Linked DNA regions of Homo sapiens: region 1 is linked to region 2. The links are chromatin loops, found by intact Hi-C in ENCODE. Cell type or tissue: ovary. All regions are shown on one strand. Links, peaks and the distances in the headings refer to the core of each region. The heading gives the core; the rest is flanking DNA. Region 1 has its middle 27 kb from the start of NPVF. Region 2 holds the start of LOC124901604 (a long non-coding RNA gene).

Region 1 (15,814 bases), core at 5,008-13,007, 130 kb before region 2:
TAAGCAAACTACAAAGAGATGATAATATACAGTTGGAAAGTTATGCAGGGATACATTTTGAAAACAGGTGAGATGATTGTATGTCACATGATGCATGTATATGTTTGATGAAAGATTCAGATATGGATTTTAAAGTCAAGGACAACAATCATAGTAATAATTGATTTAAGCAAGAATTACCAAAGGTTGGTCAAGCCAGCACATGTGCACATCTCTTCCCGACTCTGAGTTGAGTGATAACATAGTGAAGTCAGCCACGGTGGGAGTATTTAAACCAGGAAGTTGGCAAAGATGACAATGCAGGCCTTTACAAATTACTATTCTTTTTTCCCAGATTGAAACTGCCATTGCAAAGATTATAACTGAGGAAATTATGGCAGTGAAAGAGATCAGAGCTAATCGACTCCATCTTGCTTCTGACATTTAAGCTATCCTTGCTCATTCCTGGACATAGGCTGAACTAACTTTGGGAAGGAATTCAGTTTATGGTTTGACTTTAAAACAAAATTGATAATAGCCCTTTCCTGAAAAGACCCACTTCTTGCCTGGGCACCAGTCTGCCTTTGCAGGACTACCAAATTAGCTATAAGAATAGAAATTATGGTTTAGGGGGTATGCAACCTCTGACTGCAAGAGTCTGAACCTCCCCAAATTACTTCTGGGGGTAACATCATTATTGTAAAACCTAAGATCAGTTCTTGAGATATTTTGCAGACCCTGCACTGGACGGATCACCTGACACTGGGAACACCCAGACCGTGGTAATCTGGCTCAACCAGTTCTGCCATCCCACCCTGGAATAGAAGACAGCAGCAAACCTCACTTCGACCCCCTATGATTCCATCTCCACCCTGACAAATCAGCACGCCCCACTTCCAAGCCCCTACCGTGATTTGAGTACTAATAAAACTCCCATCTCCCACACAGCTGGCTCTGCATGAATTACTCTTTCCCCATTGCAATTCCCCCGTCTTGATAAATGGGCTTTGTCTAGGGAACAAGCAAGGCGAACCCATCGGGAGGTTACAAGAGTGCTGGTTGTTGTTGAGAAACCCCTCCATAGGTCTCTTGTGCTTTTACACGTCTTGCTGGGTATGCCAAAAATGTGCCTTGGCTTCTCTTTACCTAGGTAATTTCTCAGGGTTTCATCTGTAGTGAACAACTTTGAAAGATGAGGTGATATCTCCCTCTGAGACAAAGAACAGGCTTGCTTACTGTTTGCTATAAAAGTGGCAGATTTTTGAAGTTCAGTGTTTTTCTCCCATAACACAGCATGCTGCATATGCAGGCCTGCCATGTAGCCGTCATGGGACATAAAAGCAAAGGGAGCCAGTGTAAACATGCTGATGCTTATGATGCTTGCTATGCTGTGAGTAATAAAGTCTGTTGTCTCTGACCCCAGAGTCTTGTGTTTTCTGCCAGTATCCATGACACTGTAACAGGTTAACTTAGTAGCTTAAAAAAGTAGGGTAAAATAAAATTGCAGCCTTGACAGTTTTGGTGATAAGGAAGGAATGCAGATGGGAACTTGGCTTTCTTTTTTTGTTTTAATTAAAATTTATTTATTTATTTACTTTTGAGACAGAGTCTCGCTCTGTCGCCCAGGCTGAAGTTCAGTGGCGTGCTCTCTGCTCACTGCAACCTGTGCCTGCCAGGTTTAAGCGATCCTCCTGCCTCAGCCTTCTGAGTAGCTGGGACTACAGGCACACACCACCATGCATTTTTAGTAGAGACAGGGTTTCACCATGCTGGCCAGGCTGGTCTTGAACTTCTGACCTCGTGATCCTCCTGCCTCAGCCTCCCAAGGTGCTGGGATTACAGGCATGAGCCACCACGCCCAGCCCAAGGGACTTGGCTTTCTTGAAAAGGAAGAACAAGGATTCCATAAACCAGGATCAGATAGATGAGAAAACTCCCTGGGATCTGGTAGCAAATGTTCCTGCCCCAAGTAGTTGGGAGGGGGAGGATTGTGCGTGTGGAAGGTGGCGGTGGAGGAGGGGTTTCCCACTGTCCTATCTCTTAATAAACATGAGTTGAATTAATGCTTAGAGGCTAAGCAGCAAAAACCAGGACTAAACAAGCCACCTGAATGGTGCTTGATTGTTGCTCATTCTCTCCTCTTGGTGGGCAGAGTCAGAAATGTTATCAGGACAATGGGCGAGCAAGCTCCTTGGCCCCGGCTGAAACACAATGTCTCTATGGACATTGAGCCAGGAGTCCTCAAAGCCAAACAACTGATGTTAGCAATGAGGACTTTGCTATTTACATAGAGCTTTCCATGAACCAAAACCATTGGTTTATATGAGCTGAAAACATTGGTTAAGCCATGAGCGGGAGAGTGCTCAGAAGGAAAAGTGAACACAGAACCTTGCTTAGTAGCACTGAGGTGCTGCAGTCATGTCCCTGGTCCTTGCCACAGTTCAACTTCACCAGTGAGAGATGGGCACTAGGCACAGGGGTCTCCAAAGCCTTCAGAACAGCATGGTGGAGCTGTAGCCAGGGTGTTTACAGGGTAGAATGAAAGGGGACCCTGAGCCCTGGTGCTCGCTGGATGCCAGGGGTATATGAGGAGGAAGTAGTGCCAGTGCTTGGGCACCAACCTGGGGGTGAAGGGTCAAAAGAGGTAAAATGAAAAGGCTAACACCATAGCCTTATCCTCCCTGCTGGCATTCAACCCTGCCCTCTCAGCTGGGAAATAGCGTGGTCTAGAGGCTGTTGCTGTAGATCCTGACATGTACTCAGGTCAGCTCCTTGCAGCCTGTGGGATTTGGACAAAGTTGGAAGTAGGGAGGGGGAGCTAATGTGGCCTACTGGGTGGAAATTCTGGGCTAATTCAATATCCTGTTGTGGTTTGCACGGCTGAATGCATGATTGGTAATGATATTTTATATGCTTGTACTGTGAATGTCCACAAATATCAGAGGGAATTTTCCTGTTCGGGGATGACCACATGTACTGTCCAGCAAGTCCAACAGAAACAATATATAAACCTGAGGGAGAAAGGGAAATGTCAGCTTTAGTGAGGGATAATGACTGCTGGAATACTAAGAGAGGCCATTCTTCAGTACATTAGCTCCACTTCTCTCACACAGCCACCAAGTACTCCTCCCACCACACTCTTCCCTATTGGCAGCTATTAACCTGCTACTAAGCTCTTGTTTAAACTGAAAATCTTTCCAACAGAAGCCTGTGACTCTCAGGCTGGATATTCCCATTTGGGATGGGTCAAACAGAACTCAACAAAACAAGGTGGGAAGCGCCCAGTGAGCCTGTCTTGTCAAATAGAAATAGTATATTTAAGAGTGCTGCTCTAGTGGCATCTGAGAGGCCACTGAGTTTTACGTGAAACAGTAGCAGTCATCTCTTTGGAAGAAACTTTTATCTCCCCCTCCACTGCCTGAAGGAAAGCTGCTGGCTCAATAGGGCCCTTGATTCATCAAGGTTGGTCTGTAACCCTGAGCTCTTTCACTGATGATGGTTTAGCTAAGATGACATCTGATGATGTCCACTGGGTGGAAGCAACCATCCAGCCTCAGTGACAATTCTGTAAGACCAACTGCAGCACAATGGGCTGAATTGAAAGCCACACCCTCGCCTTAGACAGTACTCCTAAGGACTATTTCTGACTCTTAGGCTGTTACCAATGGCCTAGCCATGTGGTCTGCCACTTGGAAGACTAACACGGGCAGATAAAGATATTCCTCTCTGCGGCCATGAACTGTATAAACAAATTGTGTCTCCCAAGTAGATAGTCTGGGTCCCTTGTGTTGATGGCATTGTAAGGGCCTGTTGTCTGATGGGAACAATGAGAATTGAGCTGTTGATTGAGTGTGCAATGCCCAGATTGCTCCTATTGCTGCCTGGTGTCCTCACCTCATCAGAAATGGCAACAGATCCACCATTGCAGACTAGACACTGTAAAGGACCATGTGTTTCTGATGCAGAAGCTTCCACTGTATACCAGACTTGTGACTCCTGCCGAATTTTGGCCTGTTTGTTCTGTGGTAAAGTAGGCCACATTGCACAGGACATTACCTCTGTCTATTCCTGGCAAATTGACTATATCAAATCTTTGACCCCCTTTTGAGACTACCATTGTTGTCTCAATGCTTTGACATTTTTCTTTTTAAGGTTATGCTATTGCTGTTTCAGTCCAATCAGCTGACTCTAGCCACACCATTGTGCTTTAAAGTGAAATTGTGTCATGCATTAGGCTTTCTGAATCATTTGCAAAGAACATCTAACAATGAGATAATAGTCAAATACTTAAATGGACATTCCATATTCCTTACTATATCCAGTATTGCTGAGTGCTAGAATGGCATTCTCAAAAACTAACTCAAAAGTGTTTCTGACTCTTTGTCCAGTACATTTTCCTGGTCTACATATTTTAGTAAGGCAATTTGGTCACTTGATTTGGCTGTCTCAAGAAAAGGTCATCCTTTTTGGTTACTTCTGAGTAATAATTAGTACAAAAGGAGTACAGAGTTATATAGATCCGTTATGAAAGCTTGGGACTCCATTCTGACTAATCATGGACATGGTATGTCTTTCCTTCCCCTAATAGCAAATCCGGGTCAGCCTGATTGGTACATTTTCCAGGTGGCAGCCTGGGCAAAAGAAACCTGGGACATGACTGGTCCTGGATTATTCTGCTATGTCTGATGTTATGAATGGTTACAAACACACAGTCTGGCACAACATTGTTTCAATCTGACTGATTATAAATTCATATGCTTCTCCCGCTGCCTGAGCAGTGTTAGGTTAAATAATGTATGACTGTAACTACTCAGTGGCACTGCCCATGTTTTTTAACTCAACATACTTGTGATTGAGATCAAGTTTAACAACAAATATCAAATTGGAGTAACTGGGAGACTTTCAGGTTCTATGTTTGTATGTGGAAGAGAATGGACCATGAATTGTCTCACCATTTGTGTTGGGGGCTCCTTTTTGACCCAACTATTCTCCCTGTAATTATTGGCGATTATACCAAGGACTGATGAATTAACCTCTAATTCAATGAATTCACCTTTAAGTTGATGAATTAACTACCTTCTTTTGTGTGGGTCATTATGGACAATAGACAGACCTTCAAGACCATTCTAGCTGGCCACCCAAAAATGTCCACATCCTAATCCCCAGAACCTGTGAATATGAGACATGATAGGGAAAAGGGACTTTGCAGATGTGATTGAGTTAAGGATATTGATATGGGGAGATTATCCTGGATTATCTGGGTGGGCCCAAGGTAACCACAGTGGTCTTATAAGAGGAAGGCAGAAGGGACAGAAATGTGAGTGAATATTTAAGAATGGAAGCAGAGGTCAGGGAGGAGGAAGATGATTTAAAGATGGAGGAAGACGTCATGAGCCAAAGAATATAGGAGGCCTCTAGAAGCTGGAAAAGGTAAGGAAACAAATTCTCCCCTAAAGTCCCCAAAACGAATGCAGTCCTATGGATCCATTTTACACTTCTGACCACTAGAACCATAAGATAATAAATTTGTGTTGCTTTCAGTCACAAAGTTTGTGGCAATTTGTTACAGCAGTACTAAGAAATGAATACAGATTTTGGTACCAAGGGTGGGGTGCCGCCGTAACAAATACCTAAAAATGTGAAAGTTGCTTTGGAATAGGTAATAAGTGGATGCTAGAAGAATTTTGAGGAATATAATAGAAGAAGCCTAGATTGTCTTGAATAGATTGCAAGTAAAACATTGATATTAAAGAATTTGCTTGTGAGGGTTCAGAAGGAATTGGGGAGCACGGTAGAGAAAACCTATGTTTTCTAAGGGAATACGTCAATTACCATAAATAGGCCATTGATAGAAATATGGATGCTAGCATCACTGCTGATGGAGGCACAAAGGAAATGAGGAACACCTTATTGAAAACTGCAAGAAAGGTGACCCTTGCTATATAGTAGCAGAAAGCTTAGTGTTGAAAGCAAATAGTTGAAGATGCAGCCTTGTTTCTTCCTGCTGCTTACAATAAGATGTAAAAGGAAACAGAGGGATTGAAGAAAGAACTGTTAAGCAAAAAGGAACCAGGACTTGATAGTTTGGGAAATTCTCAGCCAATCCATATTGCAAAAGACACTAAAATGAGGAGATTTACTGTCAAGAAAGTACGTCTTGAAGGGAAAGCCAAGGGTGTGGCTGGACAACCTCTTGCCAGTGCATCAGAGGGGCCAAAAGGCCAGAGTATTCAGTCATACAGAGGGCTCTGTGAGGAGATTAGATGTGATTCATGGGTCCCATAAGCCATCTAAGAAGAAACCAGGAATAGAGATGGGGTTATCAAAGAAAGATCTGTAAAGGAAAAGCACCTTCTTGTCTAATGGTATGAATCCCTATAAATAAAAGGAATCCTTTCCTTTTATTTTCTCTCCCTTTTTCATCTTTATTATGAAGGAAAAAAATAGTAACTACAATGGATAAATCTGGCACCTTAACCAAGTAATCAAAGTTAACATTATCAGTAATGGGACAGATGGAAATTTTGTGCCACCTGATAGGAGGCAATGAGAACACAGTATCACTTCTGTGAGATTCCTGTCAAAAATATAATCTGAATCTAACCTTGAGGACAAACTCAAATTGAGAGAGACAAACTCTAAAATAACTGGTCTGTATTCTTTCAGATGTCAAAGTCATAAAAGACAAAGACAAACTGAGAAATTATTACAGATTAAAGAAGAAAAGGAGACAACGATCACTCAAGACATGATCTTGGATTGGATCCTTGAGTAATACATTTTTTCTCTCTTTTACTATAAAAGATATTATTAGGACAATTAGTCTAATAATGAAATAAGGTCCTTAGGTAACATAATAAGGTGGGTATCAATGTTACTTTTTCAGATTTTAACAACTGTACTATTGTATGTAAGAGCATGTCCTTGTTTTTGATAGAAATACACACTTAACTATTTATGTCTGTAACTTTCTCATGAACAGTTCAGGGGAAATACACACACAAATGTATATATATTTACATATGCAAACAGAGATAGACAAATATGGGAAAGCATTAACATCTGGTGAATCTGAATCAAGGAAATATGGAGATTCTTTGTGTGTAATCTCAGATGAAGATCGTTTACTCCCATTTCAGACAGTGCTTCAGTGTGGAACACAGAGTTGTACTGATTAGAGTGAAAGCTAAGCTGCAGTAACAAAGAGGCCCAACAACACAGTGGCTTAAGAAACAAGGCCCTTTATTCTCATTCTCGAAGCAATCCAGAACCGGCAGAGGGGCCCATTTGCTCCGTGCAGTCACGAGGGCTCCTTCCATCTCATTTCTCCCCATCACCTGGAGCACCATCCTCTTTCACATGGTTGATGCTAGCTTACAGGCCTTATCATGTTCCAGCTCACCAGAAAGGGTAAGAAAGTGGTAGAGCACGTGTGCCACGGTTGAAGGCCCAGGCCTGGAAGTGGCACACGTCACTTCTAACTCATATTCCTGATGGGGAGGTCTTGGTCATATGACCACACCAAGTTGCAGGGAGGGAATTTGTGGGAAGGGAAGGAGGTGTGATGTGGAGCTGGGCAACTCAATTAATATGGAAGAGGAGTGGAATCCGTTTGGTGGGCTACAATAAACCTTTGCTACAAGTAGCCTGTGTAAATCTCTGTCAAAATATCTGCAGCGTAGTTTTATTTATTTAAGTTTCCCCACTAGCCTGTGAGCCCCATGAGGACCAAGGACTAAGCTCTCACTTCTGACTTCCCAGTATCTAGCTCACATGTGAACACTCACTATGTTTCTATTGAAAAATGAATGGGGCACTTAAGTGTCTGGGTTGGGGGAGCAGGACAAGGGCAAAGATGAGCATCATTTTCATGACCTAGTTCAGAAAGCAAAGCTGAGCTTACTTATCAATGGCACTACACACCAAGTTTGTATAAGGCATTTGGTGAAAAGCTTTGCTCTGAAAAGAATGAGTTAACTCAGCCAAAAAGGGTGGGGCGGGTAGCACAATTCAAATGTGACATTCTACAGTTCAGCTCAAAAGAAGCAATTGGCTGATTGTCACCAAGTGACCTCACTTTGCTCTGCAGTTATCAGCATGGGAAGATATAAAACAGGTGAACCTGTGAATGTACACTGGTTTTAAACAGAGATAGAGGATGTAAAAGTCATTCTGAAGCATATGGGAGGAGCTGCTTCTACAAACCTGATTTCCCAGCTGCACAGTGGGATCAGAGGAGCAGGGCCGGGGACTTTTGTTCCGCAGAGTCCACCCCCACTCCCTATAGAAGGAGAGCTTCCAGGTGGCCTAAGTCAGCAGAATCAAGCAGGGTGCCCCATCCTGGGCTCCTGGAGACAACAACAGATGGCGGATGGGCAAAGCAAATTAATCAAGCCACCAAATGTTCTCAGATTTGGTTTTCAAATTCGCTACTAGTTACACACCGCCACTGTTACTGTGCATCATATTTACTTGACAGCATTGTCCAGTCCTTAGATTTCTCTCACTGGCTCACGCTAAAGAACATATGCCTTGTATTTCAATTAGCATTTTCCAAAGTTCAAGGGAATTCTGGGGCTGAAAAAAAACCAGTATGCCAGGAGTTCATGTACAAAGGCCATCTGTGGGGCTCATTTCAGTGTGCTGATGTAGCCTAAAAGGCAGAGGCTTGAGCTTAGTCTTTTTGAAATATAGGTTTTAGAAAAGCTCCTTGAACATACTGCAACACACTCCATGTGGGATTCTTGTCCGTCTCTTTGGAGGAGTTGGTCATGACTTTTAAGATCTTTTCTCATCCTTCCAGCTCTTCCCATCATCCATGTGAGGCCGTAGCTGTGTACAGAGCAGATTAGTGCAGTCTAACCACTCATCCATCACATAAGCCTTTCAGCAGCGAGTAGGCAGCCAAATGTCAGCGTGGCATGAAACTCCAGAGAAAGCACAGTCTACACAGATAAGGGCCAGCAAAGCACAGGGTATGGGTTTTGCTCACAGAGCATCTAGATGTGTTGTGCTACTCCTAGAGGATGTTCTTAACATCGAAAGCGACAGCTGAGGAGAAGAACTATCTAGAGGGCAATTTGGTCATAGCATGGAGATGAGGAGAATGGGAGACATCAAGGGATGGAAACGGATGAGGTGGGCACATCCCCAAGAACCATAAAAATGTCCCAAAGACATCTGAAAATACATTTGGAAACCGTACCTCAAGGCAGTGTGGTCCAGGTTCTGGTTCCTTCCCTGCCAGTACCTCCAATCACCTCTCTGGAGCTGTTTCCTTTCTGTGCAGTGTGGTGGGTAAGACTCCCTAGGTGATTCTCAATAGGCCATATTCACATGGTGCGGCTGGTCTAAGCCCAAGTGTCATGAGGATGGAGAGGACACAGAGGATGAGCCCAGGCAGGGCCAGCTCTGGGAACGCTGGCCACCTTATCAAAGGACATATTCCACATAGACTTGGCTGGAAGGACCTTCATCAGAATTTTTTTTATTACTACCAGGAGAGTGAAAATCAGGAAAACAATTTCCATGGTATCCATAAATTGGGGCTGATCTTGAGATGAATTATAACAAATTCTTTTGCTTATGTACTACTTTTCAGTTCCTAAAGTGCTTTTAAGCTCCACTCTTTGGGGATAAGTGGGGGGATTATTTATCCACTTTAGAAATAAAATTGCATAGAATTTGAGACCTCCTAGCAAATGGTAGAGACAGGATAAACCTAACTGGTGTGATTGAGAAGGCCAAGCCCCTCTTCATCTGCCTCAGAATATGTCCCTCGACTCAGCCAAAGAGTAACAAATACCTACATTAACCCTTTAATATGGATTAGTCGTTAAATTATATTGGTTAACTGTCATCTAATGAATAGCAAAATCTTGAGGAAACCAGGCACAAATCAAATCAATTTGTTAGACAGGAAGGTGAAAGGAATGGCCTAGGTGCTCACACATGTTCGCATGGGCAAGATAAGTCCAGGCTGGCATTCAGGGGGCCCAGGGTCAGGATGAGTGCACTGACATAGCCACAGGGCCAGAGATCAGGAGCAGCAGGTCCAAGGGCAGATGTGGGTTCATGAAGCAGGAGTTTTGACACATTTAGCCCTTTGTGATTTTGTTTGAGGCAGGCCCTGTCTGGAGTACTGCATTCAGCACAATGAAGAAAAACACAGTGAATACCTGAAAAAGAGATGCTCAAATGCTCAAATGGATACGAATGACTTCAATTATTTATAACACCTCCATATTTCAAGGCTCTACCCCCTGGATTCTGATTGTATAGGTCTGAGGTGCAGCCTAGGAACCAGCATTTCCAAGGACCATGCCAGGTGATTACAATGCAGAGGGTTCATGGATTACAACGAGTAATACTATACTAGTTGTGCATCCAGAAGGTAAACGATGGGCAATACTTGAGTGGTGTTTAGTTCTTCCCTTACCTGCGGATATTTTGTGCCGATTTGGAGGCCATGGGTGGGCACTTCATGGCATTTCTATCTGCTGCTATGGAAGAGAGCTCTTCCCGCCCCCATCCTATGCAGAATCTTTAGATTGAGAGGGGTATGGGAGTCTTCCTTCTACATTTCCCAAACAAAGACATAGCTCAAACAGCTTGTCACATGAGGTGGTTAGGAGGCTCCCCGGTGCATTTGGAAGGGAGTGAAAGCTACAGAGTATACAGGGAAATTGAGCAGGAAGCCACGTCTCCAAGGCATCCATTAGAGAATGGAAAGAGCTGGCTAACTGAGTTATAGGGTCATAATTCCATCTCAGGATTCTGGCAATAGCATAAACCACTAGAACTCTTCCTTGGTAGTTTATGAACACTTTGCCCTCCCTACCCTCACCCCACCTCCTGCCTTGGAAGATTAATAGCTCTGTAAATTACAGTTGTATTAAAATATATGTATTGTATCTTGATATGAGGCTTTCATATGGGTATGAAAGCACCCTCAACTTCCATCTCCCTAGGTGACATGTCTTGCTTTGTGTACTAATGCAGTTTCAGTGTTGAAAAAAAAAGGACTTCCAGACTGACAGAAGCACCACAAAAGGCTGTGCTGGGAATCAGCAAATGTAAAAGTACAGAGGCAAGAAAAAGATGGACATTAGGGGATGCCCAGGAGAGAAATGTGGCTGAAGTAGAGAACTTGAGTAGGTTGAGACTATGGTGTGTGTGTGTGTGTGTGTGTGTGTGTGTGTGTGTGTGTGTGTGTGTGTGTTTGTGTGTGTGTGTGTTTGCGAGAGAGAGAGAGAGAGAGAGAGAGAGAGAGAGAGAGAGAGAGAGAGAGAGATCCTGAATAATGCACGAGGTATTTGGACTTTGAAGGCAACATACCTTTGAAGATTTCTGGGTAGGGATGTGACATGATGAAAATGATGTCCAGGGTGGACTGGTTGCTCAGGATGGCCCTAGGGATGACGGGCTGCCTGTAATAGGACCACGAGGGAAGCAAGGAGCTTTATCTTGAGGCTGTATTGCCACATGAGCATTGGTTTTCGATTGCTTAGATTGCATGTATTTGGAGTGGCTCAGCGGGAGCTGGTGGGATCAGCATTAGGTGTCTTTACTGCTTTTTTTAAAAAGAGGGCAGATGAACCCATTTTGTCTTTCTGCCTCCTGGTTCTCTATGAAGCTATGCTTACGCCTAGATTTCTTACTTTGCATATAAACATGTCATATCTGTATCCTATTTCTGGGACAGAGCCACGGCGTGTGAAAGCCAGGTATCTCAATCTCTGGTTCAGGATCTACGATGTCATGTTGTTATCCCTTAAAGTGATTATTCTCTAATTATTTATTGAAATTGTCTTTCCTGAATTCCTCAAATCAGAGTCCAGATCCTCCCCCAGACACGGGGTCTGGGCCACTGAATAATACAGTGGAGGGCTCAGGAAAGCAAAGGGGAAGGAAGAAGTAGAGGGGATGAAACAGAAAGAAGACGAAAGGAAGGAGAAGAGGAAAAGGGGGAAGTAGGACAGAGGGAAGGGAAGAAGGAAGAGCAGTTCAAAGATAGAATGGTGGTAAAAGGGCGCCAGTCGCTACAAAAATTGCTGCCCTAGAAGCGAGAGGAAGGCGTCCTGGTGTGTAAAAGCAGCCTCTCACTTTCACCACGTGGGGGCAGACTCTACTTACAAGAAAAAGCAACAATTTGCAATGGCTTCAGGGTCAAAGGGATCCTCTTGGCACACGGAGGATTCGGTATTGAGCTGATCACTCACTCCCTGAGGTTCTTCTAGTCCCTCAACAGCTGGAGCCCCATCTCTGGGCACAATGTCAGTGTGGATTAAAGAAAAAAAGAAGGCCAACTTTGCTCAAACTTAGATTTTCACATCATGTGGAGTACAGAATTACAGTTGAACAGATACCACGTAGAACAAAACATTTTGCCGTTTCACCTTATTATTTAAAATATAGAATTGCCCAGGCTTTTATGCAGTCTCTCATTTCTTTATGTCTTTTCCTTTACTGAAGAGTTATTGCATATACATTATATGTGCATCGTTCAAGGAATTTCCAAACGTTGGAAAGCATTCTTCTTAATTTCTTCCAGCTCCTTCTCAGTCTTTGCTTGTTATATTTTTAGCCTAAGGTGATAAAAATGCATGGGAATGTGTACGTTAGTTTCTTAAAAAAAAAAACAACTCATAAACCCTGAGCCTTTGCGTTAAAGGGATATTTTTATTTGGAGAATGGTTGAAAACAACCAAATTACTGCAGGTAGTTCTGTGGTGCTTCAGAAGCAATCGTTGCAAGTGTCTGGTTGCCTCTGAGCACAATGCAACTAGCATAGGGCTAACAGGGCGAAGTGCCAACTGAGATATTAAAGGGGACCGATTTCCTCCAACCCCCAAGTTGTTAAATATTATTATCCCTGAAAACAGCATTTCAATGTCCATTTTGTTTTCCTTTTGGTAGATTTTTTTCTTTTTTGAACAATATAGAACAAGTTAACTCCAGCAAGTATGTATGTTTTCTAAAATAGATTTTCTAAGTAGCCAATTAAAAACAGAATCTCTTGAAAATAAAAATATTCTCTTTGGAATGGTGATTGGGCCTCTGAGATAAAGAATCTCATTTGCAAGTTTAAAAGGAATAAGAACTTTCTATTATCTACAGACTGAGTAAGTGCTGAGAAAAAGGCAATTTTGCTATTCCCTATTCCCCCCCCCCAAAAATTAAAAAATAGAAGGATAGCAAATTGACTGGACAATTGTGGGAAGTTTGGTTCCATCAGTCTCATGATTTTCAGTGTGTCCAGGTTAACAATAAAATTTAGTTTATGTGAGTATATGAGGTAGTGGTTTCATTCCAATTGTCTGTTTAATCTGGTGGCACAAGAAGTAGCAAAGCTACTGTTTTGTAGCAAGGTCTTGGGGCCTACGGTTTCCTCATTCCTAAGTTTAAGGAGAAGAGCATTACCTCCACTTAAGATTTACATAACTTTTTATGAAATACCTTCACGCTAATTTAGTCCACGGCCCCTTTAACACATATAATCCATTACAGTGCTGCAGAGATGATTACTTCCGGATGTGGTTTCTGTTCTCTCCCTCTGTTTCACAAGCTGTGTGCCGATGTTATGAAGCTCTTGCAAGGAAAAAAAGAGAAAAACTTCTAAAATGATTTCTTCTTCTTAAAAAACAGGAGAAGTGACTGCAAAGAATGATTTACTATCAGTCTCTGCTTTGCAGCAGTGGAAAATTGGGAGAGGATCAAACATCCTCTCCAATTTGGCTACTACCTTCTAGGTTTAATAGTGTTTTAAAATGAAATCTCTGACCGTCTTTGTAAGAGCTATTAATTTGTACCTTGCAGAAATGCGATTCAAACGTTTCTGGAATCGAAACCTTGGAGGAGGTTTTATAGTAAAGAAATATTAGAGACATCTGAGATTTTCTCTGAAAGTTGATGTGATCTCTTATCTGAAAATCAAAGGCTTTGACCCAAACTTTGAGATCCCCTCTCTCATTTAATTGGTGTTAGCAGGGAAGGTCTGATAAATACCGAAGGGGCTGACAAAACTCTGTTTTGCAACTAGTGTAGGGCCAAGACTTTCTCTCTCTTATTTGACTCTATCCCTTGAGAGCCTCATTTGTTTTTAGTACCTAATTTTATTGTTCATTCTTACTAACCTTCCAATCTCAATGCACTTTAAGAAAAAAGTAAACCAAAAGTAATTACTTGGAGAACACAAAGCCGTATCTATATATGAGATCAAACATTTCCAACCTTCCCTTGCTATTTACTTCTAAATAACTACTCTTCTTTCTAGTGCTTTCTGCTTGTTTTTGTGACAAACTAACAGCAGGGAATGTCTTCAGGCTAATTATACAGGACCATTATGTGATTCTGCAGGAGGAGGACTAAGGAGAGCTCTATTTCCAGCTTTAGTTTCAGGGGGAAATGAAATCCTAAGGGAAATCAGGCCTAGGCTGACTTCTCAGATCACAAGTAATTCTGGTCTAGGAGTCCCTTGCCCTCCACTAAACAAGAAGGCCCCGGATATTCAGAGGATGACTTCTAGTATCCTTTGGATAAGTGGCTTCAAGTGGTCTTAAAAGTTGCTATACAGCCAATGCCTTCCCCTCCTCTCATTCAGAGGGTTCAGCATGAGTGTGAAAAGGATGAGAAACACAAAGACATAGGAAAGAATATAACAGCAGTGACTAAACATCTAGACTTATCTTTTGGGAAACAAAAATCTCAGCGTCAAATGTGGTGGTAACATAGAGAATTGTGAAAATTTCTCAGAAGATCTGGTGCTCTGCCCACACTGCAAACCCAGCCCCAAGTATCGACCAAGTCCAGCCTCCTCTCAAGAGCAACACACGTTGGCCTCTAGTGGGAGGACTCCTTTGGCTGCAAGCCACAGACCCCAAATCCAGACTTTAAAAGAAATTCCAGGGCTGCTTCTTGCTTCAGGGGTCAAATGCTCTTCTCCAGTCTCTGACTCTCTCTGTGTCTCACACTTGTATTTGTTTCTGCCTGTTCATCCTTCAGATGGGAAAGCAACATGGCTGCCAGAAGTCTGGGACTTACAATCAACCACCTTGGAGATCCAGCATCCTGGGGAGGAATGTGAGGTCAGGTCTGGGCCATGTGCCCGCCGTGGGGTCAAGGCAGGGTGAGGTTAGCTTCACTCAAGCCACAGGAATGCGCTTTCCACAGGAAAGATGGAAAGATAGGTTCTATTACCTACCATAAGAGGAAATGGTTCTGGGCACCCAAAACCAAAAAAATGTTCCGTACACAGTCCTTATCTATATATATAAAAATACCAGGATCAATACCATATTGCCATTGTTTTGTAGTGTAGGTTTTGTTTCTTAAGGAAACTGCTGTTGCCTTTCCTGCTCCCTGGGATCCACTTTGAACCTGTACCTTGACTTCTGACCACGGCCTTAGGTTCTGCCTTTGCTCTCATGTGGGACTTCCATCATAGGACACAATGTCCATCTTATCAATATTTTTCAATACCCATGGATTCCTTATGTGTGTGACCTGATACCTGTTTTGGCTTCATCATGGGCACTCCCAGGATCCAATAGCTGTCTTTTATAGTAGACCGGGCTCTAGGGGTGACTCCATGCCTAAATGGAGCACTATTCCTCATGCCTGGTCAGATCAGCCCAGTATAATTCAAACACGATGAGACAGATGCATCTAGGACATCAGATGGGTCCCTTCTTGTCTGCTCTGTCTCAGAGCTGGGGCTGACCAGGTACCGACAGGGAGATGACTCATTACACGGCAAAGAGCACGCCAACTTTGTGCGTGGACTGATCCCTAGCCAACATACTCATTTGCTACCCTGCACATAAGGGCCTGGAGA
Region 2 (15,814 bases), core at 4,016-12,015:
TCTTTTTCTAGATATGAGTCATAAGCTGGGAAAAATGGAAAGAAAAAATTAAAGAAAAATGGAAAGAAAAAATATTACCAAAAATATAGTTTCAAAACAAAAGCAAATTTTGGAATAATTATTTCCAGAAATTTAACTGGATTACATCTACCCTTTCATTACAGAAAAAAAAGATAATAATGAATTGCTTCCTAATTTTTCTTATTCTCCTAGCATCTACTGCAGGTGTGACTCAACACTCTCCACCTCCCCTGACCCCTTCCCTGGAGCAGCATCTACTTTCTCTGTTTTTACTAATACTATAATAATATTATATACTAATAAAACTATATAACCAACATGAAATTGAGAAGTGAGGAAACTGGATAATTTATGCTTCCAACAGTTTTTTTAGCTCCAAATTTAGGGAACCTGCTCTGCACCTATACCTGTGCAACCTGGAAGTGCAGGCAAAATAATGCCCCATAGGGCAAACCTCTACCCAATAAAGGGTGAAGAACAAATTCTCCCTGTGTTTTTCCCTTAAATGGATGGTTGTGAAATACCATTCATATGGCTCTTCTGATGGTCCTGGAGGATCAAGTCACCAGCTGTTTTCTTTGGTGGCCAATGCAATAATGTATCCTTATATTGGCCCTTCTTTCCTTCCTTCCTTCCTTCCTTCCTCCCTTCCCTCCTTCCTTCCTTCCTCCCTTCCTTCCTTGCCCCCTCATTTCCCCTTGTTCCTCACTTGTGCTTTTCAGGATTTCACCAATCAAGTACTCACACATAAGTCTTTGCCTCAGACTCTCCTTTCTAAGGAAGGAAACTAAGCAAAGATATTATGAAAGTTGAGAGGAGCAGTGGTGAGAAAATACAAAATGGTAGAAATTCTAAAGTTAGTTTGAAAATCTTTGAAATGCAGTAGGTGATGTTTTGCTTAGACTGATATAAAAATATACCTGTATTAATAACACTATAATGCCTGATTGTCTTTAAAGGGTCTTTTTTACAGTTTGGATTTAGACAAAGACCACACATTGCACTTCATAAGTTTCTTAAGGTTTCTCTTAATGTAAGCCAATCTCTTTCCTCTTTTAAATGCTACTAATTTGTTCAAGAAACAGGGTCATTTGTCCTGCAGAATGGCCACATTCTGAATGTGCGTGTCATTATCTTATTTCCTCCAGAATAACATGGAAATACAAAAGAAAACTCCTCTAAACTATTGCCAAAGGGCATTTTTTTTCCTTGATAAAGATTCTGTATCTCCTGTTCTTTGGGGGATTGGTAGTACTACTTGGTAAATGAATGGGTCAGAAATGAAATGAGTATTTTCTTATTACTGGGAAACAATGGAATTTTAGCTCAACCTTGACAGATACATGTTTATAAATTATCATTTTTCTGCCCCTATATATATACGTACATATATATATACATGTTTGAACAGGAGAAAAGGCATACAATTTATTTAATGCATACACAATGTGTGCATGGGGAGAATCACAGAGTGATTGCCCACCTCACAGTGGGGCTCAGAAGCTTATATACTATCCTGGAAAAACAGGAGAACTATTTTTTTTACACCAATAATGTGATGATTTTTGTGGCTGTCACCAAAATGCTAGAATTCTAGACTTGCAATGGATCCCAAAAGTCACCTGCTCTAATGCTTTTGCTTTCCAGGTGAACAAACGCAGGCTCCGGGATGCCAAGTGACTTCATATCAACATCACCCAGCAGATTAAGGGAACTGGGCCCAGACTCCTAGGCTCCTGACTACCCAGTCCTGTGCCCATTCTAGTGGCCACTATACTCACCCACTGGTTGTAGCCATATCTGGCTTAGGCTGGCAACACTTTTGAAGCAAGGATGATGCTTTCTTTCTTTTGCCCAAGACCATTCTTCATATAATAAGACAATTAACAGATTGTGGGTTTGATTTATATGTATGGTGAACTAACACTGGAATGTATCTGAAAGATTGAGGCAGGAGAGGTAGTCAAGGAAGTAACCACGTCTTTCAGACGTGGCAACCGTGATGACCACCAACACAATAAGCCCTGGTGTTGACACTGTAGTCAAGCTCATTCAAGCAAAGCTATTTTCAGTAGGGAATTTCCTCTGTAGAGAGCATGCACATTTTGATTTTACCTGTCCTCAAACTGACCCTTTGCTCATTATAATACTAATATAAAAAATACTAATATTAAAAAAACCCCTGGGTGGAGATTTAAGACGTTAATGAGACATGCGACCTATGAATAAGCATGTACAGCTACTGCACATGTGCATCCAGAGGACCACCCACAATATGCTTACTAGTAACATCTCCTTCCACACCCTTATGAATAATCATGTAAGATTCCCATAAGGGTAGTCTCCCTAGGGCCAGTCCATGCTTTCTCTTCTTTATGAGCAGCCTGCCATGAATCCTCTCTCAGGGTGCACTGTCTATTCTGCACCCAGCTTTTAGAATATTCTTTCTCTTTTGCAATAAATTGCTCTATGCTGCAGCTCCTTTGCTGTGTGTCTCTTCTTTAAGTTCTTTTAAACTAATAAGACAAGAACTGAGGTCTCACAACAGCCATCAACAAGATTGTTGAAATTCTGGAAGAGTGATTTTCCCCATGGGTAATACATTATTCTTTTTATTATTTCAAAATACAGAGTGTGAAGTCAGTTATTCTATCATGCTGACTTCCATCATTTCCAGTTAATATTTCTAAAGATGCATGAAATTAAGAGAGAAAAATAGGAGTGTGAACTACCAGGAAGCATATATAAGAATGATACTGATGGTTTGGTGAATAAAATAACCCAGATTTGGGGTAAGAGTATTTCCCACTTTTAGAGGAGTTGAAAAGTTAAAACCTTTGTCAGTAAACATTAAAGTTCTTGCTAATTTATTTGAAGTAAATTACGAAATAAATTCTTTAGAAGGCAGCTTCTGCTGACTTATAGTCTGAAATTTGCATTAGGGCCATCATTATTACTTGTAGGGTTTCCCCAGCATCTGTGGCATTCTGTCTGTCCTGGAAGGGCTGTTTGGTTCAGCCTTCAGTGAGAAGTAAATATAAGGAGAGTCTGGTGTTGCTGTGCTATAGACTGAATATTTGTATCCCTCACACTTGTATGTTGAGCCTCTTAACCATCAGTGTGATGGTATTAGGTATAAGTCTTTGGGAGGTGATTAGGTTATGGGGGTGGAACCATCATGAATGGGATTAGTGCCCTTACAAAAGAGACATCAGAGAACTTCCTTCCCCTTCTGTCATGTGAATACTGGTGTCTGTGAATCAGAAACGGGACACTGAATCTGCCGGTGCTTCAATCTAAGGCTTCCCAGCCTCCAGAACTATCAGAAATAAATTTGTTGTTTATAAGCCACTTCATCTACGTTTTTTTGTTATAGCAACCCAAATGGACAAAGAAAGCTACATAACATTCCTGTTCAAACTCCAGCTCTCTCACTTACTATTGCATGACTTAGGACAAAAGTTTTGAAACTTTTTCAAATTCCAGTTTCTTTATCTAGAAATGGTCTTATTGAGGATTAAATGAAATAATGGTTGTAAAGCACTCAGCATTGTAAAGCAGCTGGCATACAGGCAGTACTACATTATAATGAACTCTTACAATCTTCTACAACAAATGAGACCTTTCTGTTTATTCAATTAAAATATCACAATGGGGAAAAATGACAGGAACTATGGTAAGGTTCTTATACAAGAGGGGGTTTATCATTATTCAAAAGTAGACTATATGTGTATCTATATATGTATGTGTATATATATGTTAAAGATGAATAAAACATAAAATATTACAGTGGTTCATTCAGGAGGGGGCTGAATAGCACTTCATTTTGACAAGCTAAAATGATAGAAGAGATTCATCAAAAGTCAGTACCAAGTTATGTAGATTCATTTTTTCCAAAGGATCATAAAATTGAAAAAAGGTTTTGCCGGTTAAAAGGAAATATTTCAAATGATCATGGACATGATTTTGTATTTTATAGAGCAAGAACTTAATATCTACTCTTTTAAATTTTTTTTTAAAACTCATAATCTCTACAATTATGAAAATTAGCTGGGCTATTGATTTATTTAGCTTGCTTCATTGGTTTGGATTAATTGGTTGGTGAGAGTTTATTGAAAGGAACTTAATCTCTTGGTGGGAACAACACTAATGTTAAAAGATAAACTAGTAGATGTACACTCTTGTCCACTTAGCAAAGTTGGAGAAATCTGGTTAGAGGTTTATCGTAATATTTGAGGGCTGAGAAGAGCAGCAACATTTATTTGAAGAAAGCCAGAGAATCTAATTACAGAAGAAAGAAGAGGTAAGGAAAAAGAAAAGGGAATGCACAATGGTGATAAGTGGGGTGTATGTGGGGAGCGTGGTCATGAAGCCTGATCATTTATCACATGAAATACTGGGTTGAGCTGAGGTTGAGTAATGTTGGACACTGCAAAGGCCCTATCCTTACTCCCTGAACCTTGGGGTAATCTTTAGACATTACCATTAATTATTTAGACTCAGAAGGCTGCAAAAACATCTTGATTCATTGGCAAAGTGACAAGCATATGGTGTGTTTTGCAAACCCCTAGCTTTCTGTTGAGGGGAGGCTAACATTAATTTCTTACAAATCCTGCAGGGACTTTCCAAGCCAGCCATTGTTAACATAGTTCAACTTCGAAGTTACAGAGCTTGGAGTAGTTTTGAAAAATAAGTTAGATACAAATGAGTGGCTTTATTCTGACTGGTGATGAGGAAGCTTCTGTGGCACCCTAGCTTTCCTGCAAAGAGCAACAGAGCATCGGACAGCTTTGCAGCTTGATTGATAGTGAAGGTGGCAGTCTATTTAGTGGGTCCTACAGGATGGTGCTCGGAATCTGGTGTTTCCCACAGAGCTTGGCACTCTATCAGCCCTGGCTCAGGCAAGAGTCCTGATTCTGATTCACTGAGCATGTGGCATGATCATGATCAGGCTGCCCTCTGGTTGAGGGAGATGAAAAGCCCACCCTCTCCCAATACACAGCTGTTGGAGGGCAACCCCCTATGGAAACATGAGAGGTGGGAGAGAGTGAATGGGGAGAGGTATGGTTGTATGAAATGAAAGACATACAAAGAACCCCTCATTGTCTTCAGCTCAGATACATATTATTGTATGGACTGCTTCTGACAGGTCATCAAATTTAAGCCCCAAAATTCCCTATGTTCTAGGGATAGATTAGTTCTACTTTCAATGCTGCGATAGACTTTTAGTGACTCCCTGGGCAAATAATTCACTTCTTGGCCTCTGTCATCTTTGTCAGCTCTTGGACCTACTCAAACCCCCATCAGAAAGGCAAGGTAATGTTTGAATTTTATTTATTGAACAAGTTGAATTGAAGGGAATTTGGACAAAAATTCTCTCTCATGGCAATAAGGGCTAGCAATTAAGGTACAAAGAAATGAAACTTATCTTAAGAACTAAGAAAAAAAAGCTGTTGATAGTACCAGCAGACGGTAAATAATATCAGCTATTCAGTCGACTCAGTCTGAAATTGAATGGGAAAGTAAAGGCAGCCAGCCCCATTTGGCAGTTCCATCTGCTCTGACCGGTTGAGCATTAAGGAAGAGAATGTGAGCAGGTATAAACAAGATTTAGATAAAAAGTATTTCTGGCTTAAGAAGCTGTGTGTTCACCCTGGGCCAAAATGATCAATCCTGGATTGTTCATAGGCAATTCGACCTCTTCTGCCAAAGAATCAAACTTTCTATTTTGAGAGGGGTCATCTGGTCTGTTTCAATGTGCTTCAGGCAAATCCACCTATAAATTAGGCCAGAGATAGAAGCATTGACCGTATTTTTTAAAAGGCTTCCCTGTCTGGAAACCTTTTTCTTATGTACAATCAAAACCTTTTTGGTTGCAAGTAAACCATTTTCCTTCCATTATTTCCCCAGTGAAAATAAAATATAAAGAAGAGTAACCACCTGTTTTCATAAGAAAGCCTTTAATGTATTGTGGCCATGTAACCACTCTCCCATCTTACCCAAGTTATGCAGTCCTAGTTTTGTTAGTATTTCTCCATACATGCTTTCTCCAAGTACATTAGCACCTGTTGCATGCTCTCATGAGTGGACTAGCCCTATATTTCATTCCTCTTCCTATTGAGGTTCTCACTCCTGCACCAGAACGTTCTAGGAAAGTGCAAATATTAGCAACAGCAGGATGTTCATCTAATTTGTGACTGTGATTTCTCAGCTTTGTCCACGTGTGCTTTATCCTAACAAGCTAACATAGGATCATTGCTACAGTCTTTTTGGTGCTTCTCAGGTTCAAGCCCACATTCTTCTCATTTCTGGATGCCACTTTCCAGCTATCAGACTGTCTTCTTCACAGAGAAGGTGCACTGTAGAGCAGAGATGGTGGGCTCAGCAAGAAGCATGCAGAGAGCTACTCCTGGTCCCTTAACGGCCATTTCCTCTTCTATGCCCTTGTGCATGCTGTTTGGTTGTATTGGCATTTCACCCAATAGTCTCTTCTTCTCCATGGAAATCTTCTATCCTTCTTTGGGACCCAGCCCAAATGTCGTCTCATTAAACCTCTATGATGGGTGAGGTACTTCATTCTACTCCTGCAGACACCTTTATTATCTAGTCTCCAAATGGAGGTCTAAGGCATCAAGGTAGGGACTTTAATTTTTTAAATATTCCCAGCATCTAAAAAGTACTTGGCACATAGTAGATGTTCCATAAATGTTTGCTGAATTAATTAATTAAATACTGGCATATAGAAGAAAAAGGCTTGAAAGTCACTAGCATGGAAGTTTTTTATTGAATTCCTAGGAGAGAGGAAAGGGAAAGAGAGAGCAAACAGCTCTCTGGAATCCAGCCACAGAAAAACTTCAATTGTGTGTGTGTGTGTGTGTGTGTGTGTGTGTGTGTGTGTGTGTAGTGGAAGGTGAGCTAGCAAAGGAAGTCATGGTCTGCTCAGATTGCTAGAAGAAGTAGGGTATTGTCATGTTACAGATGTGGAGAAAGAGAGTTTCAAGAAGGAACATTTTAAAAATAAAATCTAAGCCCTGAATCTGGGCTCTGCATGTTTGAGCCCCTGCCTACCTCTCTTCCAAGCTGTCTCCTGCTTCACACACCTGGTGCCAACTGTTGTCCCCCTGCTTGGAGCACCCCTGTGCTCCTGCTTCTCAGACCTCATTTCCATTTTCTGAGGCCTCCCTGAAATGCCCCCTCCCCACCACTCTTCCCGCATGACTCTCCTTTTCAGCCTCCTGCTTATTTCCTTCACAGAACTGATCAGATTTTAACTATATTAGTCAGGCATGCAAGTATTTTATTTTTTCGTCTGTCTGCCCCTAGCATGTGAACTCTATGAAGGATGGGACCTAGTGGGAGGAATAGATAAAAAATAATAACATAAGGCAGATGTGGATCTGGATCCTGACTAGAAGCCACACACTTATTGGCAACAGGCTATTTTTCTGCTCACTTCACTAGTCATGCTCACCTGCTCCCCTGCTCCCCTGCAGGGCTGGGACTGGGCACTCTCTCTTTTTCCTTGTCACTGAATTTTATAGGCTACTCTTTCCACTTCTCTGCCAAGACAGGGCTATCCCCCATCCATTTTAAATGCTTCAAAATGAAGACTTCTTCCTCAACTAGAACTTTTGAACTGTGCCTTTGATTTCCTGTTCTTCTCTTTTTTAATGAAGTCAAGTGGTAGGGCAATAATCTCAAGGAATTTTCCAGCCCCTGGAGATCCCTGCAAGAAGGGTCCATCAGGGAGGGGGTGAATTCATTGCTATTTTGGGCTTCGGAAGTGGGAGTAGTGAGTTGAGTTGCCTCCCGTCGCCTGCACCACGGGGCGCGTGTAAAATCTCTGCAAACAGTCCCAGTGTGCTTATAAAACCTCAGGTCACTGACAATTGCAGTGCTCATTTGCTGTGGCCAATTTAGCACTAATAAGCTGAAACTGGGCTTCAGGGATTTGTTGCCATGGCATGTAAACTCCCTTTAGAAACACATTTCCCAACAAGAGATTGCAGCCTAATAGATTTTTCCCCCTTCTCCATTTTTGTAAACTGACTTGTAGCTCATTTTGGAAGCATTTCCCCATTAGCTGACTCTCTGCTGCCATCTTTGTCAGTGCTGGAGTTCCACCGGGGGACAGTCGCCTGCTGTGGTCACCTGCAGGGAGAAGGGATGAAGAACTATCAGAGTCCCGGCTTTCCCCATGTCTGGAAAGAGTGGAGAGGAACTGGGTCTTGCTGAGCAAGTCCAGCCCTGCCAAACCCAGTTGCTTTCACATGTGTGTAGCAGACCTCGGCTGAGCACACAGCCTGGATGCCAAGGACAGGCCCTGGGCCAAAGTACCCAGGTGGGCCTGGTGCTCTTGTCCCTGCGGCCCTCTGCAGGGCTGGCCCTTGGACACGTCCAGCTGACACACACCCAGTACTTCACAGATGGCAGATGCCTACCCCTGCCGGGAAGGAGCCCACTTGGAAGCTCTGTATGATCCTGGTCACCTCGAGCCAGGAGAAGTCACTCTATTCTCAGTGACTTGGAGCCTCATGCTCACTTCTCCTGGTGAGACAGCTGATCAAACACCAGGCCTCACAACTTCCACACATTTGGAACAACACGGAAAGGCGGCTATTTCCTACAAGCACGAATGTAGCTCTCTCCCTACAGGTAATTCCAGTGGATTTAGGAGACCTCCTAGACTTGCTGTGGTTGCCAGCTTGAAGCTCGTCTGTAAACACTGACATGTCGGATTTGTCCCAAATAAGAAGGCCTGTCGTTTCCTCCAGCCCCACTCGAGGCCTGGGGACACAGAAGGAAAGAACCCTAGTTCCAATCAAAGCAACATTTTACCAGAAATCTGGCAGGCGCATGGCCTCCCCGTCCCCCTAGGCTGATTATGGAGTGCAGTCGCCTAATTGTTTGTGATGTGCCAAAACCCCGTTAGGAGTTTGCTCGTTACCTTGGAAGTTCTGCCAAAAAATTCTCTGTAGTTCTGGGCAGAGACACATGGAGACACTTTTGGGGCCAACTTTCTTTCATTACATTCAGCTAAAATGCAGACTGTCCTGAGAGAGGGGAGAGTGACTGGGGCAGGGGGAGTGAATAGGGGGTAGGAGAGGTTGGCCATGGGATTAGTTACAGCTGAGGGCCTGGCTTCACTTTCTCAGTTCCTCTGTTAGAAAATCACCACTTTGCAGTCATACGTGCTCCATTACCCAGGAGAGGCAGCTAACAGACACAAGGTTCAGGCTAGTCACCTGGTCAGGAGCTGCAAGGATGGTGGCCCATCGCCCAAGCACCACGGTGGTGGCAGAAATCTGCCCTCCCCTGGTGGTGCCAGTCCTCTGTGGTGGGAGGCTGGCATAAGATTGAAAACTACAATTTTTCTCCTATAAGGAAGGGTTTGTGTGCTTCATGCATGCATGTGTGTGACAGAGACAGAGGGACAAAATGATACTGTTATGTGTGTTTTTGGGATTCTTAACCCAACTATCTCCTAACATCCTAAATTTAATGTAAAATATACAGATTATACAGGAATCAAATGATTTACAATGGACTGACCCTGGCAGATGCTTGGCCTCTCTCTGGCCTGAGCTTCAGGCCTCCTGCCATTGCCCCACACTCATTGGTCAAAGCCCCACACCTTCCAGGGCACAAGCTGGCCCCTTCTTTCCTAATGAATGTTAGCATGCACCCGATCCATCTATGCCTGTCAAGGACGTCACTCACACTTTGACTACAACTAGCAAATCAAACAAACACCTGGTGGCCAGATCTCCCTTGCCAGGGTGTTCTCTCTGTAACACAGATGGGAGGCAGGCACTAGATTGTTGCTGGGTGGGTGGTGAAATCCCGGTACAAAGAGGAAGGCCAAGTCCTCTCTCAGGTCTTAGGAAACCTGCGGCCTCTCTCCCTCTGATCTCCGACTGCCGGACTCAATCACTACAGGCAGTGTGGTCTCATTTAAAGAAAAATAAGTCCTGCTGGGCAAGAAGTTGGGAGGACTGTATGTTATTAGTTCCTTGGCGTTTGGATAGGAGTGTCAGCCAGGTAAATTATTTTCTACCTTTATGTTTCAATTTTTCTCCAATTTTTACTCCATCCCATCCCCACTCAACCCTGAATAATGGTGGCATCAATAACTTCCTTGTGAGACTGTGGTGAAAATGGATTATGTGGTTGGTGCATTTGGAATTCCATAAAGGAAATGGGCTACAAATTCAGATATCATCACAGGTTGACCAGAGAGACAGGTAAATGACACTGCAGAGAAGGGACAAACTTGGTGGTGGTGATGAACAGCTCATGAGATAAGGCTAGGCTTCATTAAGGCCACACAGTTTTGGATGTTCTTGTTGGGTGTCTATTTAAAGAGGATTGTGGGCCAAATGACAACTGCCAGATGGCAGCATGACAGGTAGAAACACCAAAGAACCAGAGGGTGTTTATTCTGGAGGACACAGGAGTAAGGGGACAACTAAAGTTTTTAAGCATTTGAAGGACTGCTGCTTTGAGGGAAGATTAGAGTTGTTCTGAGTAATCCTTGATAGGTGAAGGACTTCTGAGATTTGAAAAATCTAAAGGAAGACATTTCAAACAGTTAGAATCGTCTGGTTGTCCAATTCATTTCAAAAGAATATGGATTGAACACTAACATATATAAAGACGAAGAAAATCTTGATAATCTATGATTCGTAATCCTATGGTTTTCACATGTTAAATCTAAACCTCCCAATAATTATATTTAAATTACCACATGTCTAACAAGAAATCTTCATTTTTACTCCTCAAGCAAATTTGCTGGGGCACCCTGCAGATAATTAATCGTTCTGCCTTCACCCACTCCTGTACCCTTCACCAAGAATATGTGATTTTTAGGTTCTCCTTTTTAAAACCTTGTTTTAACCCCAGTGATGTTTGCTTGCTCCATTTTTCTGTGTCACCTCCAATATGCAGGTTGGCATTGAGTGTACTTAGTTGCCCCATCGTTGATTTTCCTGGTTGGGTCTGTTTATTATGTTGAGCACTGCGGTGGATAGGACATCTCCTGGCCACCCCTACCCCTAAACAGAGAGGGTTCCTCATGAGATGTGGCCTGGGGTAAATTATCCAGGAACCCTGACATCTGCTGATATGGAATCTTCAGTCACCTGGCCATCAAGGCCATTGCAAGGCTTCTAGTTTCCTTCACAGAGAGAGGTAGCAACACCAAGACCTCTTACTGGGTTCTACCAACCTAAAACTAAAGCTCCTTCAGATGTTGTTGCAACTTAGAACATTGGCAAATGTGTGGATACATTTGTGTAATAAGCTCATTACACACATAATAAAATTACATACAAACAGACCATTGTTGTGGTTTTATCTGTTTTAATCATTCACTCAACAAATATTTGCTGAGTGCCTATTATATAAGTCCAATGACCCAGGACAGATTCAAAATACCGTGGGATGAAGAAGCCCACAGGTTTGTGATCTTGTGCACTCCTGGCATAATTTTAAAGGTGAGAAAACGTAATGCATATGAAAGTATTTTTTAAACTGAAGCATTGTATAAATGTAAGAGACATCTCTTAATCATCAGTGGGAAATCTAAATCACGAAGTGTGGCATCTGTAACATTTTTATGATTCGTTTTAAGTGGCCTTTGCAGATGGGTGACTATTTACTTTGTATACTGCAAACATGTCAGGTTTTTTAGGGGTTGGGGTTCCCATTTTTCCTCTCCAAATATCACCAGACTGCCCAAAACATTCTGAACTGCTCTTTCTTTCCTCGGAGTTTCTCTGGAACAGTCACTTCCCTCCCATTAGACACTTCTTCACTGCTGATGAGGATGCAGGCCCAGGTCCCCTGCGGCCTCCAAGGATCATCATTTTAGACCCTTTTTAAATGTCAGTAAAAGTTTTATGCCATTATCTCATCCCTCTTCTATATTCTCCATCCTTCCCACTTCTCTAGCCTGAGGGTGTTTAGCTGGGTCTCTCTCCGTACAGAATTTTAGTAAGGAAAGCTCCATAAGCAGAACGTTGATCAAATTACTGCACTGTGGCTCTTAATGGACAATATAGAATAATAATATTAAAAGTGAAGAGTTACCACAAAATATGTTATTCCGACGACAATGATATGATCTTCAATTTAGAAGTCAGGCCTGGGGTTAGTAAGAATTCAGTCTGTCCTTGAGTGACCTCTGCTGGTTGATCTAGGATGAAGTCTCAATTAAACCTTTGGTTGGATTAAAAAAAAAAAAAAAGAATGGTAGGGAATCCTGAGATGACCGACAAAATCGCGCTGCGCTGGTAGGAACTCTCAAATACTCATGTTCTCTTCTGGCACTCTTGTTTGCCCCTTAGTGTGTGTACTAAGGCACCATGTAAATCATGTACTCCTCATGGGGAGGGGGCAGGTATTTGTATGATCATTTTACAGAGGAGGAAAGTGACTGAGAAGTTAAAACCACTGATCTGGGGTCACACAGCTAGTATGTAGTAGGGCAGGATTCTAATTTGGAGTCATCTCATACACAGCCCAGTCTGGGGCTTCCCCACCTGCCTCCAGGTGCCTCCTCTGTCATCCCAGAGATGCTGGGATGGTAAATAAATATGCATGAATAAGTCCTTACATGAGGGCTACTTGGGGGAAAAAGATTCTATGTAAGGATGTTACTACCATCTTACTGTATCTGTAATAAAACAATAAACTTGCTCTGATCTTCCTTTCAGTGTGACCCAGGGGCTAAGCCCTTATGTTTGCTAATTTGGTGAATGGTTGTTCTCTACTAATTTAGGTCAGGGATTTAGCTTTCATTTCCCTGATTAATTTAAGTCGACTGTTTGGCTGGTCATCTTGGTTATAAAGTTGTGCATATTGACATGTATCTTCCTTGTGGAGATTAATAACAAGTATCTATCTAGTCACTGCTCTGGGTACAACTATGTTTAGCATCTTGTACCTGCCCTTCAGGAGTTTGCAGCCAAGGAATAATCACCCTAACTAACACTTGTCAGATGTGAATGGGTGCTAGGGAAGAAAGAAGGAGAAAAGGTAGAACTTAAGCCTCCAAGAAAGGTGAGGCTTAAATAAACAAAGAGAAGTGGAATGTGCAAAGGAGAGGATATGAGGAAAAATATACAGAGACAGGAGGCAAGTATCGTGCTTAGGGTGCTGGAAATACACCCAGTTAGTATGGATAGAAGGTTTAGGTGAAGGCATGAGCTTAGAGGGGAGATGAGGCCAGACTGTAGGGGGTGGAGAGCCAGGTGAGGAGGTTGCTTCACTAAGGGGTTGGGAAACCTCCTCTTCTCGTGAATTTAAAGAGAAGTGTGGAAGCTTTCTTTCCAGGACAGGAGCCAGACCTGAAAGCCTCCTGAGTCCTTGCCAACCCTATGAATATTAATTCAGATGTTTGAAAAAGAGATTAAATACATATCAGTTTTAATAATCTCTCCCATTATTGATCACTGCTATGTGCCAGGCACCGTGCGAAGCACCTTACAGGCACTATTTCATTTTACCCTCCAGTTACCCTGTAAAGTAGATACTATTATTATCCTCATTTTATAGATGAGAGATTTTAATGTCATTGGACACAAACACCCATGCACTAAGCACATATGTGTCTAAGTTGCAAGTTTAAAGTGTTAGAATTCAGCTTCCCTTCACGTTACATCCTTCTGTATAGATGGTGATTCATTCATTCTTCAGATACCTGGTAAAACATCATCTCCAATGTAGACCAATGTGGAATGAATCTTTCCTTTCCCTGATGAGACAATACTACAGGGAATGGGTTAAGTGTTACATTGAATATCCTTAGGACAGTTAGGTAAATGGAACAAGTTTTTTATTTGCTTTTCTTTCCCCCAAAATAAATGTGTGGTTGAGAAAGAGTTCACCTTTGTAAGAAAAAGAAACTTATGTCTACCATTCTGAAATTTTCCAGATGGTGGCACTACTTCATCAGTGATTCCACACCGTTTTCTAGTATTTTTCTATGAGTTTCGAAGAAAGTTCAAGAAATCTTAAGAGGCATATATTTTCTAACCTACGATTTTTATCAGGATCCATGGTTTTTCAATACTAGATTTCATTAAACAACACAAATCAGAACAAATCAAGAAGTTACAAAAATTAAACTCCTGTTTTTCAACAATATTTAGCTCATTGTTCACAACTGCTGTGAACAAATTATTACAAATTAAAAAGCTATCACAGCCGGGGGTGAATTTTCTTTTATATTGAATAGAATTCCATGTAGAATGAGATTATAATGCTGGAACATAAGAAACAATACCAACATCCTATAAATGAAAGCGGGAAGGATGCTAACCCTCTAAGCCTAAGCTTAAAATAAGTTCTGATTTCTAACAATTAGATGAAAACTTTTCTTGTCACTTCTTGACAAAGTGAAAGCTTTCTCTTTAGGTATACAGCCACAAACTTCAAGAGATTTTTCTCTTTGATATTAGTCTTATCTTTTCCCGAGAAAACACTTTGAAGTGGTTATTTGAGTATTTGTTGTATGAGTGAAAGGACCTGATTTTGGTCCCTGCACGTATTTCCTGGCTAAATGGTTAACATTTTATGTTTTTGTATCCCTCCCTCTGAGGACCATCTCTCTTTTGTTTTATTAGCAATGCTAAAGCCTGCATCCCGTGACCCTGGAGAAGGGGAATTACATTATTTATTCTCTTGGAAGTAGCATTAAAATATTATTTCCCTCCCCAAACGATGTTTTCTAAACATTCTCTCTGATTACACAAAATTTTCAGTCTGTCCAGCTAAACCATATATTTTATGAGACATTTTCAAACAAGTGTGCTCAGGAACTCAAGTGTTCAGGGAGAAAATACAGCCCTCTGTGTAGCATCTAGAAGTGAAGTTGCCTCCTAATAAGTATACAGAGTGTGTAACTACAGGCTTGGGAGGTCTGTTCGTATTCATGGGAGTTAACAGCATAAATTCCAAGGGAATTCAGAGAACAGACAGTTAAAATAACACCAGTAAAGTCGCACTCACCGCAGCATACTCAACACAGCCTGTTTAATGTGGTGTGATTTTTATTAGGTAATGTGATGTACGTTAAGCCAGAAAACAAAAACAACTAAATAGGCAAAACTTGGACTAACCCCTTTCAAAATGTTTAATGAGAAACAAAGCTGAGAAAAGCAATCTTCTGAATCGAGTAACAAAGAGATTTTGGGTAGGGTTTTCCCAGCCAGGCCCTAGTGGTCAGATAACGGCTATCCGTATTCCTGTTCCCAGAACTCCTCACCAGTGGCTCTGGCTGACTCTCTCCTCCTGTTCATTGTGATGGCAGCTCATGCTAGCGGGCCACTTGCTGCCTTTGCCAGAATTCCCCAGTGTCGCCCTGGGACAGAAGCAGTGTGCATTTCTTGGTGAAGGTTATCTTTATTTACCCATGTTGTGGGTTGGTGGGAGAAAACCCAATGCATTAACATGTCACGGGGCCATCAGCCCCTGTGTCTCGCTACTCTTGGGTTCTGCAGTGGATCTTGTTCAAATCAGAAGCCCTCCAACCTCAAATCAGGCAAATTTTAAGTTCCACAGCTGCCAGGCTTTCAGTGGAAATGAGGGTGGCCTTGGGGCGCTATTTTGAAATCGCTGCCTAGAGCAGGAACAGAGAAATGCCTGCCCTACTTGTTTTATCAATTAAGCTGAGAAATCCAAAGTCAGTCCAGGAGGACTGTGTGCATACTCTCCCTCTCTCTCACCTTCTCTGACTCCCCTTCATTAAATGTGACTGGGTAGCCTCAAATATTCCCTTTATTTTTCCAGT

The links. Peaks named below come from ENCODE experiments on the same cell type or tissue, not always from the same donor. Only the 100,000 strongest peaks of a DNase experiment are listed, where the experiment ranks them.
Region 1: it touches region 2 in a loop (6-fold over the local background); 105 of 110 quality-filtered maps call a loop at or near these places.

The regions. Positions count from the first base shown.
Region 1 is chr7:25,247,738-25,263,551 of GRCh38, forward strand. No RefSeq gene overlaps it. Among named protein-coding and RNA genes, the nearest start is that of NPVF, 27 kb to the left of the region's middle. RefSeq lists an enhancer at 11,973-12,267. In ovary, for the core only: a CTCF peak has its summit at 12,124 (motif pointing right); a DNase peak (open chromatin) is centred at 12,094.
Region 2 is chr7:25,377,499-25,393,312 of GRCh38, forward strand. It overlaps LOC124901604 (a long non-coding RNA gene), which reads right to left and starts at 1,930. Exons shown (of 2, transcript XR_007060262.1): 1 at 1,803-1,930. In ovary, for the core only: no CTCF peak of the experiment used is centred there; a DNase peak (open chromatin) is centred at 8,190.